Regions from separate parts of the Homo sapiens genome. Here region 1 is linked to region 2. A link is a loop called in an ENCODE intact Hi-C map of the cell type or tissue named here. Cell type or tissue: Caco-2. All regions are shown on one strand. Links, peaks and the distances in the headings refer to the core of each region. The heading gives the core; the rest is flanking DNA.

The links. A loop is a pair of places that touch in the nucleus more often than their neighbours do. Peaks named below come from ENCODE experiments on the same cell type or tissue, not always from the same donor. Only the 100,000 strongest peaks of a DNase experiment are listed, where the experiment ranks them.
Region 1: a loop joins it to region 2, with 3 times the contacts of the local background. A loop is called at or near these places in 1 of 110 quality-filtered maps.

Annotation. Positions count from the first base shown.
Region 1 is chr6:63,302,225-63,309,056 of GRCh38, reverse strand. All of the region lies in intron 1 of LGSN (lengsin, lens protein with glutamine synthetase domain), which reads left to right. Among named protein-coding and RNA genes, the nearest start is that of LGSN, 14 kb to the left of the region's middle. In Caco-2, for the core only: no CTCF peak of the experiment used is centred there; a DNase peak (open chromatin) is centred at 3,560.
Region 2 is chr6:63,439,004-63,445,835 of GRCh38, reverse strand. It overlaps a transcript of LGSN not described here and the pseudogene LOC642554. Among named protein-coding and RNA genes, the nearest start is that of LGSN, 120 kb to the right of the region's middle. In Caco-2, for the core only: a CTCF peak has its summit at 3,950; DNase peaks (open chromatin) are centred at 3,445, 3,995, 5,035, 5,555 and 1 weaker place; H3K4me3 peaks cover 2,813 bases.

The sequences.
Region 1 (6,832 bases), core at 786-5,785, 140 kb after region 2:
ACTATTATAATGAAGGTGGCACTGAACATACATGACGTATCTTGGATTATTTTCTTAAACCAAGTTGCTAGGAGTAGGAATACAAGGTTAATAGGTACGGATATTTTTAAAGTAATTAATACAAGTTTGTGATGTAGTCTTTGAAATAACACTTCTGTAAATATTTTAAGCACATTTTCTTTCTTTTTTCTTTGAAGAACACACTTAAAGGTAACTGAAGGCACATTCTTTCCTCTTTGACATATTCTTTTAAGTTTGATAATTATCGATCCCTTTTTCCACTATTTCTAACAGAGGTTAAAACTTGATGAAATTTTGATTTGCTTGTTTGCGTTTTCATGCACCTCTCTCATTAACAAAATCAGATGTTTGGTAAATGCATTAATGCCTACACCTCGGACTATAACTATTATATAGGGGTCAAAAAAAGTTTTTTTTTTTTGTATTGACATTAAAAAGGTAACTGTTAGAGAAAATTAAAACTAAATCAATAAAATCATTGATATTTAGAACCTAAATAACTCATTATTATATTGGAAAGAAATTTATTAGGTCAAATTAGGGTCTACATTTAATGCTTGGCAGTATTCCTTTAGGTTAAGCGTTTTTTAGTTAATTTGATCAAGTCACTGAGTTGAAATGCAAAATGATAAACTTATATTAAACCATATAAACACCATTTCAAAAGAATCACCATGGTGAGAAAAACATGAATTATGAAAATGTCTTGTAATGAACTTGAATGTAAGAGGAAACATTTTTTATGGCCATTCCCATGTATGAGACAAAAAGCCATCTGACGAAACGATAGTGGAAACATTTTTGAATTGTGAAAAGCTGCTCTGGTGAAAATATCAAAAGAATGAAAATCAACCTGTTGTAGCAGAAATTTGGGATTGTCCAAATTAAGCATGAATTAAATGTATATATTTATGCCATGCAATCAAAATGAAACTGCATATCTGTACTTACGCTCATGATTCTTCCAGCCTGGTTTACCTCACTCCCTATCTTCAGCTGAAATGCGCCCTCTTCTGTTTAAGGTTAGCCTATCTGAAGACTGAAATACTCTGCCTGTGTAGTAACAGCATTACTGTAGAGTCCAAGCCAGGCTATTTGGATCACACTGCCCCACTCTAAGAATCCTCGGACTGCTTGATATGCCTTCATGATTCTGAGAGGTTCCCCTATTTTATTGTGTTTAGAATCTGGAGCTTCTTAGATAAGGGAATAGTGCCTGACCCAATGAAAGTCACCTCTAGGCTGGCCAGGGCCTGTGAGGTAATCTAGAATGAGTTATCTTTCCACCAGAAATCCTCAGTAATGCATAGTGCCCAGGCAATATTTGTGGCTGACCTCTGTTTAGTACTTACCATGCATCAGGCATTGCTTTTCCAACATAATGGTGCCACCAGGGAGAGCTGCACCACTGAGTACTTGATAAATGGTCAAATATTTCTAAACTGATTGGTAAACAGTGGCTAACAAGAGCCTCTTAATGGTCCACTCTACCCAAACTTTTCTACCTGTCCTAGTATTTCCCTGGGGCTCTTGGACCTGTCCACAGCCCATCAATTAAAGAGTTAAAGAACTAGTACCTGGCCCTACAGGCCCTCCAGGACCTTGCTACAGCTTCCTAGCACCCCAGCAATGGTTGGGAGGATATCCTGGTGACAGTGTTCATTAAGAGTGTGCCAAGTACTTGGTGCTCTGGAGCCAACTGGCTGGGTTCAAATCTGAGCTTTGTCACTTATGAGACTTGTGAGCTTGGGTTAGTTGATTAGTCTTTCTTTGACTCAATTTTTCTCATCTCTGAAATAGGATGGTAATGTATTTATCACATGGGATATTTTTCAGACTAAATAAATTAAGACAAAGCATTTAGAAGAGATCTAGCACATAATAGGCACAATATAAGTGTTGGTTATTTTTATTAGATGTACTAATGGCTAAATATTTTTACCATCACCCTTTAGTACCACACTAGATACCACTGTTGGGGAAAAGACAGGTGGTCACTGCTGATACAGTTGTGCCTCATATCTCTAGAGCTGCTGCATATTCTGAACAGCATTCCGGTAGTTTTGAGACCTAGTTGTGTGGTAGTTGAGAAAGTTTATTTCTTTACTTCTTACCTTACATTTTAAATCAATTGGCAGTATTTAACAATCATGAAATTTCAAATAAAAATCCAGATTTCTGGCATGTTTTGAAAATTTGTAAAACTGGCAACACGAGGGCCACGTTTTAATATGGCAACAATTGTCTGGACTCCTGTGTTGGCTCCTTCCTGGGAAGGGCTATCAACTACTGCGTTCGCCCTCCAGCCCATTGTGTTTTTTTGTAATCTGTCTGCTATTTGAGTTTGCTCTCCTTGAACTAGGCTAACCTGAGCATATCTCTTTCTTTACAACATGGAGGCCCTTAACTGCCACAGCAACACTTTATTGCCTCTACTAGATTGTAATATTCTTTGTGAATCATGTTTTATGTTTTGTTTATTTTTATGTCTTTGATTTTGCCTTATCCATAGTAGGTTACAACTTCACTCTTGGGACTAATGAAGGTTAAACTGGTGGTGATGTGAATTAAGATGGGTTTTGCTTTTATACAGAAAAGAGTTATAAAAATACAATTGAAAAAGAATATATAATTGAAGAAGTTGAACAAGTTTTATGAGTTACACAGATCACACTATATAATAAAAACAGAATTCCATTTAAGTCAATTATCAAGCTATGGTGATGTAGGAAGCACCTCAAATAAAATACTTAGATTTGAATTCCTATTCTTCCTCAGATATGACCTTGAACAAATTACCTAACCCCTGTGGGTTATTTCTGCTTTGGAAAAAATGTAGGTGATAATAAATATTCCCTGTATGTTGTGGGTATTAGATGAAATATAAAATATTGTCTGGATATGGCAATGCTTTTAAAATGTTAATATTTTTATAGGTATTATTTTAAAGACTTTATTTTTTTGTTGTTGAGACAGAGTCTCACTCTGTTGCCCAGGCTGGAGTGCAGTGGTGCGATCTTGGCTCACTGTAACCTCCACCTCCTGGGTTTAAGCGATTCTTATGCCTCAGCCTCCCAAGTAGCTGGGACTACAGACACCAAATTAGCCATCAAATCTGGCTAATTTTTTGTATTTTTTGTAGAGATGGAGTTTTGCCATGTTGCCCAGGCTGGTCTTGAACTCCTGGCCTCAAGTGATCCACCCACCTCAGCCTCCCAAAGTTCTGGGATTACAGGCGTGAGCCACCCCACCTGGCTGGATATTATTTAAAAGACTTTAGGCAAATTAAATTTAACAGAGTTTGATTGAGCAAAGAATGATTTGAGAATTGGGCCTCCCTGAGAACCAAAATAGGTTCAGAGCGACTCTGGAGCTGCCACATTGTTGGATAACATTTATGGACAGAACAAGAAAAGTGATGTACAGAAGACAATAATGAGTCACAGAAACAGCTGAATTAGTTACAGCTGGGAGTTTCCCTTATTTGAACATGGTTTGAACAGTTGGCTGCCTGTGATTGGCAGGCATCTGAAATTCTAATTGGTACAGGAGTAGGTTATAGTCTGTTTATAAAGTTCTAGGCCAAACTTAAGATATGTAAGGAGGTAGCTTTATGTAAACAATTCCTCCCTTTGGGTCAACCTCTTAAGATTGAGAGGTTGACTGAAACCTTAGGCATTGACGTCACTCTCACACCATTGTAAATGGACTTATTTGGTCTCAAATTCCACTGGGAAATAGCAGTACAGTGGATTTTGTAAGGTGGGAATATGGAAACAGAATGAGAGAAAAATAACCTGATTGTTTACTTTAGGTTAATTTTTTGTAAGGGTTAGAGCAGAGGGGACCTCTTTATTATGCTGGGATCTCCTGTTTTCAGAAGAAAAAAAAACTGTACTGTTTTGGAATCTATCTTCTTCCTTAAAGTTTCACTGTGATTATGTTGTATTAGCATGAGTGATTTTGTTTTGATTTGGTCTGTTCTGTTGGGGTCTAATGCAAGAGTTCAGTCCAGAACAATGGTCTTCCATAATTTTGTTTAACAATTCTCTTCTTTTGGTCAGGTTCTCACCTAGATGAGAGTGTGACCAAAACTTAGGGCTTTGGTGCTACTTCCTATTACCATTATTTTGGGTTTTCTGTCTTAGCACATTATTGATAGGTTATAGTGTCTTCACGATCAGGCATTTCTTTGAGATTTTGTCATTCCAGTCAAAGATACCATCTGACATTCTACACATGGCTGTCTGCAAACATTTAAAACTTTGGAGAGAATATAGCATACCAGGGAGAATACTATTGTGACTGTCAGAATGATAATGATAATGACTACTATAGTGACTGGCAGGAGCATACCAAGAATTTGGAGTATGCTCCTTAGCCAAGGTTCCTATTAGTTCCTATTAATCAACTAAAGTTAAATAGATCAAAGAATAAGCCAGATGAAAAGTCTACATGTTTTAATTAAGCAGCCTGTTCATTAATCTCTTGTAACTGAATCTCTACAAAACCCAGTGTATTTATTCATGTACAATAAGAAGTGTAAGCCACTGCACAGATTTCTCCCTGTTCAGCCTGTAGGTAATCTAGAGCAATTTTATTATCTAGCACAACTTTAGCAAGAGAATTTAAAGAAGTCTGCTGCACAGCCACAGGTTTTGCAGTAAAATCTGCTGTACAGACTACTGTAAGGGATACATTTCTAATCATTACCTCATTTACTCCAAGCCATAGAAAAAGGGAACTAACAAATGATGCCCATCTAGAAAGGTGAAGGCCTCTTGGCAATGTTTTATTTAACCTAGGATGTACGTTAAAAGAAGTGGACTGATGTTCTGTTTCTGACTGATTATGGAGTAACAAAGGTGTCATTAAAATTCCTAGCCTACACTGGCCCTTCATCTTGCATCCATCAAGAGATAAGGTTGCTCATGTATAAGGTTGTCTGTGAAATCTAACACAAATAAAAATATACTTCACACACATAGGCCCCTTTTCCCACTGTGTTGTTCCAAGAGGCATAAGCAAGGCAAAAGTTAAGAAAGGTTAAGAATCTCACGATGGAAGAGAAGTCTTGTTCCATGATCTTGGGAAAGCTTTCTATGTCTAGGATGCCATCTGCTTCAAGGGAGAAAGTTCTCTGGTTAGCTTTACCTTAAGGTCTCTAACAAGTGTTTGGTTTCAAGAGGCTGGATGGGCCAGACTCAAGGTTCAAGGTCCCAGTATTTTACTGCAGTGTGAGTGGCAAGGGAAGTCTTTCTCTGATGGTGTTTCCAGAAGGCCCAGTCTCTAAGTTTTAGACCATGAAGGGTTTGACTGTACCCAGTCAGTGGATCATAAAAAGCTCCTTTTACCTAATGAAAATACACTTTGGCACAATGCATTGAAGCCTGCATTGTAGCATTTAGTCATATAAGAATTTAGGTGCAGAAGATACATAAGGTTCTATTATTAGAGGCCTTACAGTGACTATTTCATAAATGGTCAACTCATGTTTTGATTGGAAGAGGAACTGATTGTTATCAGTCTGCAGTACCTTTGACCAAGACAATTCAGTCCATTCAGTTAGACTTGCCTAATGCTATTATAGCTGTAACACCTTATGTTTTACAACTTGTCCAGTGAAACAAGTACCTTTATTGTTGGAGATTTCTCTAGGAATGTTCCATGAGAGAAACACATTTCTTGATAACCGTTAAGCTATTTTAGCTATTGTTATTGCATTAGCCTTCTTGCATGAGAAAGCTTGTATATAACTAGAAAACATGCATTACAAATGACAATTGAATAGAAGCCATCTGTAAATGTTCAAATGGCCCATCAAGTAGCAAAAATGTACCTGAAGTTTTTTTTGTCTTCCTAGGATTATGGATTTGACAAAGCAAAATAAACCACTTTGGCAACTTAGAATAGTCATGACACCAGTATATTTTTAAAAATATAATTTGGATGCAATCTCGGCTCACTTCAACCTCTGCCTCCTGGGTTCAAGCGATTCTCCTGCCTCAGCTTCCCGAGTAGCTGGGATTACAGGTGTTCACCACCATGCCTGAATAATTTTTGCATTTTTAGTAGAGATGGGGGTCTCACTATATTGGCCAGGCTGGACTCGAACTCCTGACCTCGAGTGATCCACCTACCTCGGCATCCCAAAGTGCTGAGATTACAGGCGAAAGCCACCATGCCTGGCTGAGTGTAGAGCTTTCAATGATGGCAGTTTTAATTACTTGAGAAGGACCAGGCAGCTCTCCAGACTCTCCATGAGTCCACACTCGACAATGAATTCATATTATCTTAAATACAAATTTCGTTTCTTCAATTTAGGTGCATAGCACTGCTTATCAAATGGGTTATTGTAGGCAATTTGACTTGAACCATGAACCTCATTCAAATTGCATATTTTAACAACATCAGTACTGGCTGATCTAGCATGGAAATCTGCTAAAGTATTTCCTTGGTATTCAATTAGTTCTTGTGCTACTTAAGTTGGCAATTTTATAAACTGGTCAACTTCTTCATTAGAGCTTTTAGTATTCCTATCCCGTCCAAATGTATATCATTCTAGAGTTATCAGAAACCTGTGTTCAAGAGTGTTTATGAGCATTCTTTCAAACCTTTCCATGAACCTCCTTGAGGACACAACATTTTAGGATTTTACTTGATTGTAATGAGCTTTAAGAAAGTTCATCAGAATTAATAAACTGTGAATAAGACTTAAAATGGTTATGGTTAAAGATGCAATTGACAAGGAAATTTGGCTCTTTCTGTATCCTATAATAATTTAACATAAATAAACATAATTATTGCTGAT
Region 2 (6,832 bases), core at 899-5,898:
GAGAATAGATGATAAGGAACCTAGGGTGGAAAGAAGAACACAGTTGGCAGGCAATTGTAGTAATTCAGATGAGAGTTTATAAAGCTTCCAAACATATTAAGTATTTTATTATAAACAAAAGTCTCTAAATCTATGCTGATATTGAAGGTAATGACCACACATTCTTAATTCTTATACAAGGCATGAGATTCTTCTTTTTTATTTTTATTATTTTTTTTGAGACAGGGTCTTGTTCTGTCACCCAGGCTGGAGTGCAGTGGCAGGATCTCTGCTCACTGCAACCTCCACCTTCCAGGTTCAAGCGATTCTTGTGCCTCAGCCTCCCAAGTAGCTGGGACTACAAGCGCCTGCCACCACACTGGCTATTTTTTTGTATTTTCATTAGAGATGGGGTTTCACCATGTTGGCCAGGCTGGTCGCGAGCTCCTGACCTCAAGTGATCTGCCCGCCTTGGCCTCCCAAAGTGCTGAGATTACAGGCGTGAGCCACCGTGCCTGACCAGCATGAGATTATTTTTATTTTTTTGAGACGGAGTCTCCCTCTGTCACCCTGGATGGAGTGCAATGACGCGATCTCTGCTCATTGCAACCTCTACCTCCCAGCTTCAAGTGATTCTCCTGCCTCAGCCTCCTGAGTAGCTGGGATTACAGGCACCTGCCACCACACCCAGCTAATTTTTGCATTTTTTGTAGAGATGGAGTTTCACCACGTTGGTCAGGCTGGTCTCGAACTCCTGACCTCAGGTGATCCGCCCACCTCGGCCTTCCAAAGTGCTGGGATTCAGGCAAAAGCCACCGCGCCAGGCTATGAGATTCTTATACAAGAGTGTCTGCCCTGCAAATGGCACTTTTCCATGGAAGCTACCCATGCCCAGACCTTGCATCAGCTCAACTGTTTTGGACAAAGTGACCTTGTCCTTTCCCTCCTTCCAGCCTTTCGTTGGTTGGCTACAGAGGGAATTGGACTCAAGCACAGTCAGCCATGGCATGCTAGTTCTTCAGGAGTGGGCCTGGGAAAAAAGGCTCCATCTAAGTATTTTTGTGCTGATTCAACCAGATTCTTCTCAGGGATTTAACTGAGAAGAATGAAAAGAAAACCAGTTGATAACAGTAAAAGAAGGGGTCAGACAGGAGCAGATATGTTAACGGTGGAATGTTAGAGTAAGAAAAATTCATAAAGTCCTGCTTCTCAGGTCCCTAGGGAAGTTTAAAAATCTGAATGGCCTTCTAGTTTCTGGCTCTATGAGGCAGATTCTAAGTGATTCCTGCTTTCCCTGAGTTCCGTGTATGTGTTAACTTATATTGCTATCCTTCCTCATGTTACACTACTTTGAATAAACAGAATACATCTCTATTCCTTACATATAAAGAGCCCAACAGAAATTACAACCACTTGTGTAACAGTCTTCTTGCATTAGTAATCATCTATCAATGATTTTAGTCTATCACACATTGGGAAAGATTTTCACTGTCTACATCATTAATGTGTAGTGGAGAACACAGAATTTGAAGCTAGCCTCCCTGAGTTCAAATGCCAGCTCCATCCCTTGCCAGTTTTGTTATCTTGGGCAAAGAATTTAACTCATCTTTCTGTTTCCATATCTATTTTTTTTTTGAAAAAGAGATAACATACTACTTAGAGTTGTTGAGAAGATTAAATGAGTGAATACTGAAAGCTCTCAGACAGTGCCTGGTGCATAATAAAGACTCGAGAGGCATCATCATCCAGTAATGAAACAAGCCATTACTTCTAGATGATAAAAAATTCTCTGGGTGACTCCTATTATGAGTTGGTTAACTGCTATTAGTTAGGACAGTGGCATTTTTTGTTTAATTACTTAGATTCCTTCAAAATAGTTAGATAATTCCCATACCCTATTGGCATGTTTCATAAAGGTCTCATGACACTTTTTTTTTTTTTTGGTGACAGCTGACCATTTAGTAGAAATGAGCCTTTACACAGCTTTGTGTAACAACTAGAAATGGCTATGTTTTCTTTCTCCCCACCCCCAAGCCTATTCCTTTAGGCATGCAGGTAACTGTCCCCCACCACCTCCCATTTCTCCTCATTCCACCAGGAAACCCTGACTAAGGAATGAAGAAGTCCTACAAAGAGGAGGTCTCAAGTACCAATCAGCAGCCATTTGATGATGGCAGGTAGGTCTGATGCTAAAAAGAGTTTGTGTCCAGCAGAGCCCAATTCCATAGGAATCCAAGCTCCAAGGCTGGGAGGCAGCAGGTGCTGGGGACAAGCTCACTGCTGAGAGTCGGTCTGGAGGATCTCATGGTGGTGCAGACCCTGGACCACATTGTCACAGATGGTGTTCACGCTGGTGCAAAGGTGAGAGGTGACAATGTGCTAGCAGCCCTCACTTGCTCTTGGTGCCTCCTCGGCCTTGGCATCTGCTCTGGCCGCACTTGAGGAGCCCTTCAGCCCACCGCTGCACTGTGGGAACCCCTCTCTGGGCTGGCAGAAGCTGGAGCTGGCTCCCTTTGCGTGCAGGGAGGTGTGGAAGGAGAGGCGCGGGTGGCAACCAGGGCTGCGTGCTCGCGGGCCAGCACCAGTTCCAGGTGGGCGCGGGCTCGGCAGGCCCCGCACTCAGAGCAGCCTGCCAGCGCCACTGGCGCTGGGCAATGAGGGGCTTAGCATCCGGGCCAGTAGCTGTGGAGGGGGCACCGGGTCCCCCAGCACTGCTGGCTTGTCCGCACCCGGCTTGAATTCTTACCAGGCCTCAGCCACCTCCCCATGGGGCAGGGCTCAGGACCTGCAGCCTGCCATGCCTGAGCCCCCACGCGGTGGGCTCCCACATGGTCCGAGCCTCCCTGACGGGCACCGCCGCCTGCTCCACAGTGCCTGGTCCCATCGCCAAGGGTTGAGGAGTGTGGGTGGGTGACTGGTGGGCAGCTCCACCCGTGGTCCTGGCGTGGGATCCACTAGGCGAAGCCAGCTGGGCTCCTGAGTTGGGTGGGGATTTGGAGAACTTTTATGTCTAGCTGGAGGATTGTATATGCACCAATCAGCACTCTGTGTCTAGCTCGGGGTTTGTGGATGCACCAATCAGCACTCTGTATCTAGCTAATCTGGTGGGGACTTGGAGAACTTTTATGGCTAGCTAAAGGATTGTAAATGCAGCAATCAGCACTCTGTGTCTAGCTCAAGGTTTGTAAATGCAGCAATCAGCACTCTGTGTCTAGCTCAAGGTTTGTAAACGTACCAGTCAGCACTCTGTGTCTAGCTCAAGGTTTGTAAACACACCAATCAGTGCTCTGTGTCTAGCTAATCTAGTGGGGACTTGGAGAACTTTTATGTCTAGCTAGAGGATTGTAAGTATACCAATCAGCACTCTGTGTCTAGGTCAGGGATTGTAAATGCACCAATCAGGACCCTGTCAAAACGGACCAATCAGCTCTCTGTAAAATGGACGAATCATCAGGATGTGGGTGGGGCCAGATAAGGGAATAAAAGCAGGCTGCCCGAGCTAGCAGCAGCAACCCGGTCAGGTCCCCTTTTGTGCTGTGGAAGCTTTGTTCTTTCTCTGTTTGCAATAAATCTTACTGCTGCTCACTCTTTGGGTCTACGCCGCCTTTATGAGCTATAACACTCACCGTGAAGGTCTGCATCTTCACTCCTGAAGCCAGTGAGACTACGAACAAACGCATTGGGAGGGACGAACAAACGCATTGGGAGGGACCAACAACTCCGGACATGAGGAACAAACAACTCCAGATGCGCTGTCTTTAAGAGCTGTAACACTCACAGCAAAGGTCTGCGCCTCACTTCTTAAGTCAGTGAGACCACAAACCCACCAGAAGGAAGAAACTCCGGACGCATCTGAACATCTGAAAGCACAAACTCTGGACACACCATCTTTAAGAACTGTAACACTCACCGCGAGGGTCCGCAGCTTCATTCTGGAAGTCAGCAAGACCAAGAACCCATTATTCCGGACACAAAGGGGCAGCTGCTGTAGCTGTGTCACCTGACAAGCAACCAGCGCCCCCGCTGCACAAAGCAGCAGCAGCAGCAGTTTCAGCACAGCCCAGAAACGAGTGTGCTTCCGGGGGAGTGGCTTGCAGGGGCAGGATTCGGACTTAGATTTGGGGGCCTAATTTGTTTCCTTGGTAGGTATGATCTGCTCCCGCTTGGCTGCTTTGAGGGCATCATACTCCTTTCTCTGGCACTCTTTCTCCTCTGCCTTCTCCCGCTTCCGCATTTCCTCTCCTGAGCTTCCTTAGCTCGCTGCTTTGCCTCATACTTCTCTGCCTCTCGTTCTACTTCCAACCCTGCTGCCTCTCCCACTTGTGGTCTGTCTGTACAGCCTTCATGTGTTGTGATGCCTTGTTTGCATGCTGTTTCCATGGCTTCTCACCCAAGCAATCACCTGCCACCTTGGCCAGGCCGGGATCCAGAGGTTATTCTTCAGGTCCAGCCACTTCAGGTTCTTCAGCTGAGCAAAGCTGACGACAAGGTGACCAGCCTGTTGTTGAGGAGAGCCAGGTGCTGGAGGTTGACCAAACGGCCCAAGTCTGCTGGTGGGTGCTGCGGCTTGTTCTTTCTAAGGTCTAGCTTCGCCAGGTGTGTGAGGCCACAGAAATCCGACGGGAGAATAGTCATTATTTATTTTTTTGAGATGGAGTTTCACTCTTGTTGCCCAGGCTGGAGTGCAATGCGCAATCTCGGCTCACTGCAACCTCGGCCTCCCAGGTTAGAGCGATTCTCCTGCCTCAGCCTCCCGAGTAGCTGGAATTACAGGCATGCACCACCACGCCTGGCAAATTTTTTTTGTATTTTAGTAGAGACAGGGTTTCTCCGTGTTGGTCAGGCTGGTCTTGAACTTCTGACCTCAGGTGATCCGTCCTCCTCGGCCTCTCAAAGTGTTGGGATTACAGGCGTGAGCCACCGTGCCCGGCACAATAGTCATTTATTACAAGACAGATCCAGTGTGGTAGTCTTTGGAAGGGCAGCCAGCTCCTTGACCGGGTCTTCATCCAGGTTGCTGAGGCTCAGGTCCTGTTTGTTGCTGTCCAGCTGGTGGCGGAGGTTTCCGCCCTCGCTATCTGCGTTGGTCATGGTGACGGTCGGCTGAACGGACCTGGCTCCAGGGTTTTGATGGGTGGGGGTAAATGAGCTGAAATGCCGCTGGTCAGTTCAGCGGGCCCCCACCCAACCCACCACACCTGAGCCCTCTGTCGCCTCTGGTGCCTACACCTTGTTAATTTTAGACAAATGGATATCTAGGGAAAGGAGAAACAGGCAGTCATAGCTGTAGAGTGCCTGCTCTATACAGGAAGGAAATTGTTTGGTACTGGGGAAGGTGATACTATTGTAGAAAAACCGGGTTCTCAATACACGATCAGGAAAATTTAGGCAGACAGACACATTATAGGGTTTATTCGGTGAAGAGAAAAAAAGGAAAGAGGAATTCTCAGCAAAGTGAGAAAGAGTCCTGATAGCAGGTTTCCTGCCTCACAGATTGAATGCCAAGTCACCACACAGGAACTGAGGAGGCCAGGCTCCTCCACCTACAAACGGCCTGAACTTCGCGAGGCTCCACCCCGTCCTCCCAGGGCGTAGGTGGGCATTATGCAGGGAGAATCAGTCAGGAAAGGGCAGCCTTCATCCGGGACCAGCAGTCTGGTTTTAGGCTTGAAGGCAGCCAGGGTTTCCCCAGGGTCCCTTGGCTGTCTGCTGTCCCTATCAATACTGACATACAAAAAACTCAGAACTTACAAGTAGAATCTGAACTCCATGAGGACTTAGAAGACTGTTTTAGTGGTGGAGGAACCTATGTTTGTCTTTTTAAAACAGATACCAGCACCTGGAATATAGTAGACAATAAATATTTTTTGAATGAATGTTGAATAAATGAAAAATAAGCACAATGAACAAAAAGGCAGAGATTTCAAAGCTAGAAGAGATGTATAAATGAAGGGCTATAGAAACATAAAAGAATGGATAATAAATTCTGACCACATTGGAGTATGTGTATATAGAGAGAAGGTTCGATATCTGAATTGGACCTTAAAGAAGAGTAGAGCTTTGACAAATGATGCAGTGGGGTGGGACTTAAAGGGAGAGCTTTTCTACCAGAGGGAATTCCAAAGAACTAGAGAAGTGAACATGCATATTTAGTCTGGGAAAGAAAATAGATGGGGGGAATTAGAATTGAGAAGAGGTGGAGGACAAGAGTGGTTGGAAGGCAGTGGCAGGAGATGTGCCTGGAAAGACTGTTTGGAACAAGAATGTAAAATGACCTCCTGTCCCATACTTCAGACTTTATTTTACAGGCATGAAATTTAAAAAAATTTTTTTTTTTTTAATGAGACAGAATCACACTCTGTCGCCCAGGCCGGAGTGCAGTGGCACGATCTGGGATCACTGCAACCTCCACCTCCCGGTAGCTGGGATTATGGGCTCACGCCACCACGCCTGGCTAATTTTTGTGTTTTTTTAATTATTATTATTTTTAATTGTATTATTATTATACTTTAAGTTTTAGGGTACATGTGCACAATATGCAGGTTAGTTAACATATGTATACACGTGCCATGCTGGTGTGCTGCACCCATTAACTCGTCATTTAGCTATAGGTATATCTCCTAATGCTATCCCTCCCCACTGCCCCCACCCCACAACAGTCCCCAGAGTGTGATGTTCCCCTTCCTGTGTCCATGTGTTCTCATTGTTCAATTCCCACCTATGAGTGAGAATATGCGGTGTTTGGTTTTTTGTTCTTGCGATAGTTTACTGAGAATGATGATTTCCAATTTCATCCATGTCCCTACAAAGGATATGAACTCATCATTTTTGATGGCTGCATAGTATTCCATGG